Linked DNA regions of Homo sapiens: region 2 is linked to region 1. A link is an interaction called in ENCODE POLR2A ChIA-PET data of the cell type or tissue named here. Cell type or tissue: MCF 10A. All regions are shown on one strand. Region 1 overlaps BIRC6 (baculoviral IAP repeat containing 6). Region 2 overlaps BIRC6 (baculoviral IAP repeat containing 6).

The links. ChIA-PET counts read pairs that join two places held together with the same protein. Peaks named below come from ENCODE experiments on the same cell type or tissue, not always from the same donor. Only the 100,000 strongest peaks of a DNase experiment are listed, where the experiment ranks them.
Region 2: POLR2A ChIA-PET joins it to region 1 with 5 read pairs; 2 of 35 experiments call an interaction of 5 or more read pairs at or near these places.

What each region holds. Positions count from the first base shown.
Region 1 is chr2:32,380,532-32,384,531 of GRCh38, forward strand. The region is part of intron 3 of BIRC6 (baculoviral IAP repeat containing 6); the gene reads left to right. Among named protein-coding and RNA genes, the nearest start is that of BIRC6, 26 kb to the left of the region's middle. In MCF 10A, no CTCF peak of the experiment used is centred here; no DNase peak of the experiment used is centred here.
Region 2 is chr2:32,559,108-32,563,107 of GRCh38, forward strand. The region is part of intron 65 of BIRC6 (baculoviral IAP repeat containing 6); the gene reads left to right. The region is part of intron 1 of BIRC6-AS2 (BIRC6 antisense RNA 2); the gene reads right to left. Among named protein-coding and RNA genes, the nearest start is that of BIRC6-AS2, 14 kb to the right of the region's middle. In MCF 10A, no CTCF peak of the experiment used is centred here; a DNase peak (open chromatin) is centred at 1,724.

The DNA of each region.
Region 1 (4,000 bases):
GCCTGGCCAACATGGCGAAACCCCATCTCTATTAAAAATACTAAAATTAGCCAGGCGTGGTGGCAGGCGCCTGTAATCCCAGCTACTTGGAGGCTGAGACATGAGAATCACTTGAACCCAGGAGGCGGAGTTAGCTGAGATTGCAGAGATTGCGCCACTGCACTACAGCCTGGGGGAAAGAGTGAGACTCTGTTGCCCAAAAAAAAAGAAAAAAGTTGAAACTTTGAAACTTCTTAATCGAAGCTTAACTTCAGTTTGTGGGAACTATTTTGCTTATTGTGTTTTCTGATGCTTCCTTAAATCTTTCTTAGTGCCTGATGGACCTGGATTGGTCAAGAGGCTGATGAAAGAAGCTTCCTTGTTAGGTTGTGAGCTTGGATGCTTGGATAAGAATGGACTATGTCTTTGGAAATTGAGCCATTTTGTGCTTTCTCTGAAATTTTTTGGCATACTGGGATGTATATGAGAGACAGTGCTTTCAATTAAATCCTTGGGTATATTTTTATTAATTTCCTCCAGATTTTTCTTTTAAGGCCTTTTCTAAGTTATACTGCATATCAAACTTCCCTGTTATTGAAGGATATAAGGTAGAAGGTAAAAGCCATTTTCCTATAAGTAACTTGGGCATTTGCAAAGATTTTTCTCAAGTGCAGTTGTAACTATACTAAAATATACTAATATTGTGTTATGATATACCTTGCTTTTTTTCTTTTATTTTTTCTTTTGAGACAGAGTTTTGCTCTTGTTTCCCAGGCTGCAGCGCAATGGCACAATCTCGGCTCACTGCAACCTCTGCCTCCCGGGTTCAAGTGATTCTCCTGCCTCAGTCTCCTGAGTAGCTGGGATTACAGGCGTGCGCCACCACGCCTGGCAAATTTTGTATTTTTTAGTAGAGACAGGGTTTCGCCATGTTGGTCAGGCAGGTGGCGAACTCCCGACCTCAGGTGATCTGCCTGCCTTGGCCTCCTAGAGTGCTGGGATTACAGGTGTGAACCACTGCACCTGGCTCTTTTTTTTTTTTTTTTTTGGTTCGAGACAGAGTCTCACTCTGTAACCTAGGCTGGAGTGCAGTGGTGTGATCTTATCTCACTGCAACCTCCGCCTCGTGGATTCAAGCTATTCTCCTGCCTCAGCCTCCCGAGTAGCTGGGATTATAGGCACACGCCACCATGCCTGGCTAATTTTTGTATTTTTAGTAGAAATTGGGTTTCACTATGTTGGCCAGGCTTGTCTTGAGCTCTTAACCTCGTGATTCACCCATCTCGGCCTCCCAAAGTGTTGGGATTACAGGTGTGAGCCACCGTGCCTGGCCACCTTGCTTTTTTTCACTCAAGAATTTGTCTTGGATATCTTCTCATATCCTCAGAGATCATCTATGTTCTTCTTAGTAGTTGCATTGAATTTTTTTTTGTAGATTTGTCATGATTGTATTATACCTTACTCTATTGATGGGGCATTTTATTTAGGAAAACAGAAACTGTCCTATGAGTTTCAACAGAGATAATTTATTGTAAGAAATTAACTGGTGTTTGAAAACTGAAAAAGTGAAAAGGAGATCCTGAGATAACAGAGATAACTATAGGAAGCAGTTTTCACCTAGGTCTGGAGGAACAAAGAGTAGAGATTAGGGGTTATCAGAACCTAGAAACTTAGAGAATAGGCCCCGTGGATCTGGGACTAGGAAGTGCTACCCAGTTGGTAACTCAGGAGCTTGGACGAGGGCGTTGCAAAACTGGGACTCAGATCTCTGAAGAGAGATGCTACTTGACTGATGGTAGTACCTCTGAGGGAACTCTATGAAACTGGATCTCGGAATGCTAAAACAACCAAACCAAAACAAAATGCTGAAGACTGGAAGAATCAACTACTGCATCATGTCCTTTGCTGAAACAGTGCTGATGGCAATGGCCAGTAAATAAGAAGGAGCAAGTCTTTCTTCATCTTTCTTTCCAGTTTCCTTCCTGTGCTGTTGCTGGGAGAACCTAAAAGCCAGGAAACTGGTTGAAAAGAGGAAATACAGTATGCAGAGTCCTAGCCCCAACCTGATAGAGCAGAGAATTAAAGGGTAGATTTGGAGCTCAGAGACAACAGTTTAATTAACTGCACAGTCTACCCCTTTGGCTACTCAGCATCTCCATTCACACTTTATATATTTGAACTTTCATATAACAAAACTATTATGCTTTTTAAAAAATTTATTTTTATTTTTGGAGATGGGGTCTTGTGCTGTTGCCCAGGCTGGAGTGCAGTGGTGCGATCTTGGCTCACTGCAACGTCCGTCTCCTGGGTTCAAGCAGTTCTCCTGCCTCAGCCTCCTGAGTAGCTGGGATTACAGATGTGCACCACCATGCCTGGCTACTTTTTGCATTTTTAATAGACATGGGGTTTCACTATGTTGGTCAGGCTGGTCTCGAACTCCTGACCTCATGATCCACCCACCTTGGCCTCCCAAAATGCTGGGGTTACAGGTGTGAGCCACCGCACGTGGCCTGGTCCTCAGTTTATTTAATTTTTTAATTTAATTTTTTTTTCTTAGACGGAGTCTGTCTCTGTCACCCAGGCTGGAGTGCAGTGGTGTGATCTCGGCTCACTGCAAGTTCCACCTCCTGGGTTCAGGTGGTTCTCCTGCCTCAGCCTCCCGAGTAGCTGCGATTACAGGCGCGTGCCACCACGCCTGGCTAACTTTTGTATTTTTAGTAGAGACGGTTTCACCATGTTGGTCAGGCTGGTCTTGAACTCCTGACCGTGTGATCTGCCCACCTTGGCCTCCCAAAGTGGTGGGATTCCAGGCGTGAGCCTAGTCCTCAGTTTATAATGGTCAAGAGGATATATTGGTCAAGAGGATGTATAATAGTCAAGAAGATATCTAATTTCTTTTTTTTGTATTACCTGTTCCTTATTAGCTCTGTCATCATTCAGCATCTCAACTGGTCAGGATTCTTTACGTACATGAACGACCCATCTTCATTCTTGAAGAATCTGAATCCTCACTGGTGCTGTGTCTTTATTTTATTTTATTTTTTGAGATGGAGTCTCACTTTGTCACCCAGGCTGGAGTGCAGTGATCTCAGCTCACTGCAACCTCCGCCTTCTGGGTTCAAGTCATTCTCCTGCCTCAGTCTCCCCAGTAGCTGGGACTATAGGCACGGGCCACCACACCTGGCTAATTTTTTGTATTTTAGTAGAGACGGGGTTTCACTGTGTTGGCCAGGCTGGTCTTGAACTCCTGACCTCAGGTGATCCAACCGTCTTGGCCTCCCAAAGTGCTGGGATTACAGGTTTGAGCCACCAAGCCCAGCTGGTGCTGTATTTTAAGTTGTAATTGTTACTTCATCTTTACTATTGGACTTGGAAGTACTAAGGGGCATCCTAGAGAATCTCTTGGGTTCTGCATAAGTTCTCCTTGCCCCTGTTACTTAGCATCAATCCAGGTTTCCGCTTGTCAGTTCCAGTCATACAAACTAGTAGAACTTCTTTGACTATTTATTCAGTGGCAAGAGGACCTCAAAGTTGCTGGGTAGCAATCTCAACACCCACTTCAATGGAAGTGTTGTTGTACCCCTGCTGGAACATTCCTCCCTTGGGAGTAAGACCTGTAGAGCTGAAAGCTTTAAAAAAAATCTGTGAATGAGTTTATTAAATATAATAGTGGGCATGCCCAGAGAAACTGTATCATACATTTTTGGTTGATTCAAAGCATATGCTTCATCTTGTAAGGTAGAACTCCATAACCTTTCAGCATGTCTCTTTCGGTTAGCGTTGAAAATGAGTCTTTAGTAGGCCATTGAGCTTTTCTGCCAGGCCAGCTTCATCAGGATGATACACAGTAAGACCAGTGGAAAAAAGATTTTTTTTTTTTTTTGCTTTGAAATACTTTTCTTGATCAGAAGCAAAGTTTTCTACAATACCATGACATTCTGTCAGTCCACAGGCAATGGACTATATAATATTACGGCAGAAAACTATGGACAGAACAGGTAAATGCATACCTAGAATATAT
Region 2 (4,000 bases), 180 kb after region 1:
CCAGTTACTACTATAAAAATGAAAAAAATTGTTTATTGGCATAAGTTTTGTAATGTCACACACCCGCATCTGTAGCTGTTGATGACAATTCCAAGATAGTCTTCAAGCTATGCATAAATCAGCAAACAGGCCCTTTTGAGGATTGGAAGGATAGTGACTTCACTTGCCTGGTTGTAAGCTGTAACACTGATTAAACATGCATTTGGTGCTTGCTGAGTAAAGGAGCTGCAAGCTGCACTTGGAGACATGGTGTTGCATAACAGCGTGTTGTGCCTCTGTTCTTTGTCAGGCAGGCGCACATTGAATCCTGTAATAACAATGAAGTATGTGTAAAGGAGCTAAATTTGAAGACATCTAAGGGTTTTCTGATGAAGCTCTTCATGGCAAAAATAGAATGAAAGAATTCAAGATTGAAGTAGTTTTTATGTTGTTTTGTGCTTTAACAGGCAGGTTTTTATTAAGGGTTTATTATCTTTATCCATTCTTGTTGCTTGCTGACCACCGGTACACATTAATTTACAATAAAAGCACATGTCTTAAAAGGAGAGCATAAATCAGCTCTACATTAGTTTTCCAAGTTCTCCTCTTGGTTGGGGGGGTCTTCAAAATCTTTAAAAAAAAAAAAAAAATAAGGCCGGCACAGTGGCTCACACCTGTAATCCCAGCACTTTGGGAGGCCAAGGCCGGTGGATCACCTGAGTTCAAGGGTTTGCCTGGCCAACATGGTGAAACCCTGTCTCTACTGAAAATACAAAAAAATTAGCCAGGTGTAGTGGCGGGTGCCTGTTATCCCAGCTGCTTGGAAGGCTGAGGCAGGAGAATTGCCTGAACCCGGGAGGCGGAGGTTGCAGTGAGCCGAGATCACGCCACTGCACTCCAGCCTGGGCAACAGGGTGAGACTTCATCTCAAAAAAATAATGACAACAATAATAATAAATCCGATATAAATAACACATGTCAGGTTCCAGACATAGGCATAGATTGTCATATGCATTAATATAGAATTTGACTTAAAGAAAAGCATACTTACGTAACTAATGGTTGTCAAGAAAAATACAGAAATACAAAAAACTTGATATTTTTAGTTTAAAATGAAGAAATTTGATATCTTGAGATATTTTTTAAAGTACAGTAATGAAATTTAAAGTTCTTTTTAAAATTTTAAAGATTTTTGTAAAATAAACACACAATTTTATCTCTCACATTTTTTGGACTATTCCCAGTCTCGTGTGCCAGTGCTTATTATTACCTTGTTTTGCTAGCTTTTGCCTTCATACTCCTTGATATGAAGAGAATATCTTCTTCTATTTCCATAATGTAAGATTCCCAGTTGGCCTCTCCTAATGCTAACTCAATAGAGTAAAATATATACCAGTTAAATAAGAGGGAATAGCATGTTTCATTTATTTCAGAGGAGCTGTGTTGTTTTCTCTATGCCCTTTTGTTTACATGTGAATATAATGTAACTATATATTTTTTCTTTTTTCTTCTTCAGTCATAGTCTTCTCTGCCACCCGGGCTGGAGTGCAGTGGTGTGCTCATAGGGCACTGCAGCCTTCAATTCTTAGGCTCAAACATCCTCCTGATTAGCTGGGACTACAGGCACCTGCCACCATGCCCAGCTAAGTTTTAAAATTTTTTGTAGAAATAGGTTCTCATTATGTTGCCCAGGCTAGTTTCAAAACTCCTGGCCTTAAGCAATCCTCTTGTCTCAGCCTCCTGAGTCACTGGGATTGCATACATAAGCCACTGTGCCCGACTTTTTTTTTTTTATGCAACATCTCGTGCTTTATAAATTGACCTGCAAGTAGGCCGGGGGCGGTGGCTCACACCTGTAATCCCAGCACTTTGGGAGGCCGAGGCGGGTGGATCACGAGGTCAGGAGGTCGAGACCAGCCTGGCCAACATAGTGAAACCCCATCTCTACTAAAAATACAAAAATTAGCCGGGCGTGGTGGCACGTGCCTGTAGTCCCAGCTACTTGGGAGGCTGAGGCTGGAGAGTAACTTGTACCCGGGAGACAGAGGTTGCAGTGAGCCGAGACCATGCCATTGCACTGCAGCCTGGGTGACGGAGTGAGACTACATCTCAAAAAAAAAAAAATTGACCTCCAAGTAACATACTTTTTTTTTTTTTTCTTTTTTCTTTTTTTGAGATGGAGTCTAGCTCTGTTGCCCAGGCTGGAGGACAGTGGCACGATCTTGGCTCACTGCAACCTCCACTTCCCAAGCTCAAGTGATTCTCCTGCCTCAGCGACCTGAGTAGCTGGGTCTACAGGCGTGTCAGCACGCCTGGTTAATTTTTGTATTTTTAGTAGAGGCTGGGTTTCACCATGTTAACCAGGCAGGTCTGCAACTTCTGACCTCAAATGATCTGCCCACCTCGGCCTCCCAAATATCTGGGATTACAGGCATGAGCCACTGTGCCCGCTCATGAGTGATATACTTTCTAATTAGTATTCATTAATTATGAAATTTGAAATCGTTCGATTTCATTTTATTTTGATTTTTTTTTAGTTGTAAATTATATTCAAGGTTTTTTTTGAACCTAAAGTTTTTTTTAAAGTTTCTGGGATTATCTTTTATGTTTATATGAAGAAATAATGCTTTAATCATGTATATATATATATATATTTATTTATTTATTTCTAGATTTTGCTGGGGGCAGTGCTCACGCCTATAATCCCAGCGCTTTGGGAGGCTGAGGCGGGCGGATCACGAGGTCAGGAGTTCGAGACCAGCCTGGCCAACATGGTGAAACCCCGTCTTTACTAAAAATACAAAAACTAGCCAGGCGTGGTGGTGGGCCCCTGTAATCGCAGCTACTCGGGAGGCTGAGGCAGGAGAATTGGTTGAACCCGGGAGGTGAAGGTTGCAGTGAGCCGAGATCATGCCATTGCACTCCAGCCTGAGTGACAGAGTGAGACTCCAACTTAAAAAAAAATAAAATTATTATTATTTCTAGATTTTAACAATTGGAATTATCAGTTATATTTGTGCTTGCAAATTTGTGGGATCTCTTTTTCCCCTTCTCTTCCTTATTGAACTTTAGCATGCTAGACTGTCTTCATTATTCATGTATGGAGAAGAAGATTCTCATTTTGTGGTTTTGGTTGTTCTTAATACCTTCATAATAATTTAATTTTTAAAACATAAACATATCTTGTATTACTTGTATTCTTTTATAATTTTATCTAAATTGCTGTTGAGTATTTTTAGGTTCACAGAAAATTGAGCAGATAGTACAGAGTTCCCATATATGCAGTTCCTACTCACAGTTTACTTATTCATATTTTGCATTAGTGTAGTACATATAATTGATGAACTAATAGTGGTATGTTATTTTTAACTAAATTTATAGTTGAAATTCGAGTTCGCTCTTTATGTTCTACAGTTGTGTGGGTTTTGACAAATGCGCAATTTTATGTATTCCACCATGACAGGATCACACAGAAGAGTTTACTGCCCTAAGAAATTCTATTAATCCTGCATCCCTTCCTAATCCCCAGACCTCTGGTAACCACTGTTCTTTGTACTGTCTCCATAGTTGTGCCTTTTTCAGAATGTCATATAGTTGTAATCATAAGATCTAGCCTTTTAGATTGGCTTCTTTCATTTAATAATATACATTTAAGTTTTGTCCATGTGTTTTCATGGCTTGGTGGCTGCTTCCTTTTTTATCGCTGAAAAATATTCCATTGTATGAACATGTAAGTGTTTATTCATTCACCTTTTGAAGAACATCTTGATTGCTTCCTTTTTTTGGCATTTATGAATAGATCTGCTATAAACATTCACATACAGATTTTTATTCCCAGTTTTGTTTCACTGATCTATTTGTTTATTCTTTCGTGAGTACCACATTGTCTTAATTGTCGCAGCATTATAGTCAGGTGGTCAAGTCATATAGTGTCAGTCCTCTGACTTTGTTCTTCAATGTTGTGCTGGCTATGCTACGTATTTTGCCTTTCCATAGAAACTTAATCATTTGATTGATAGCC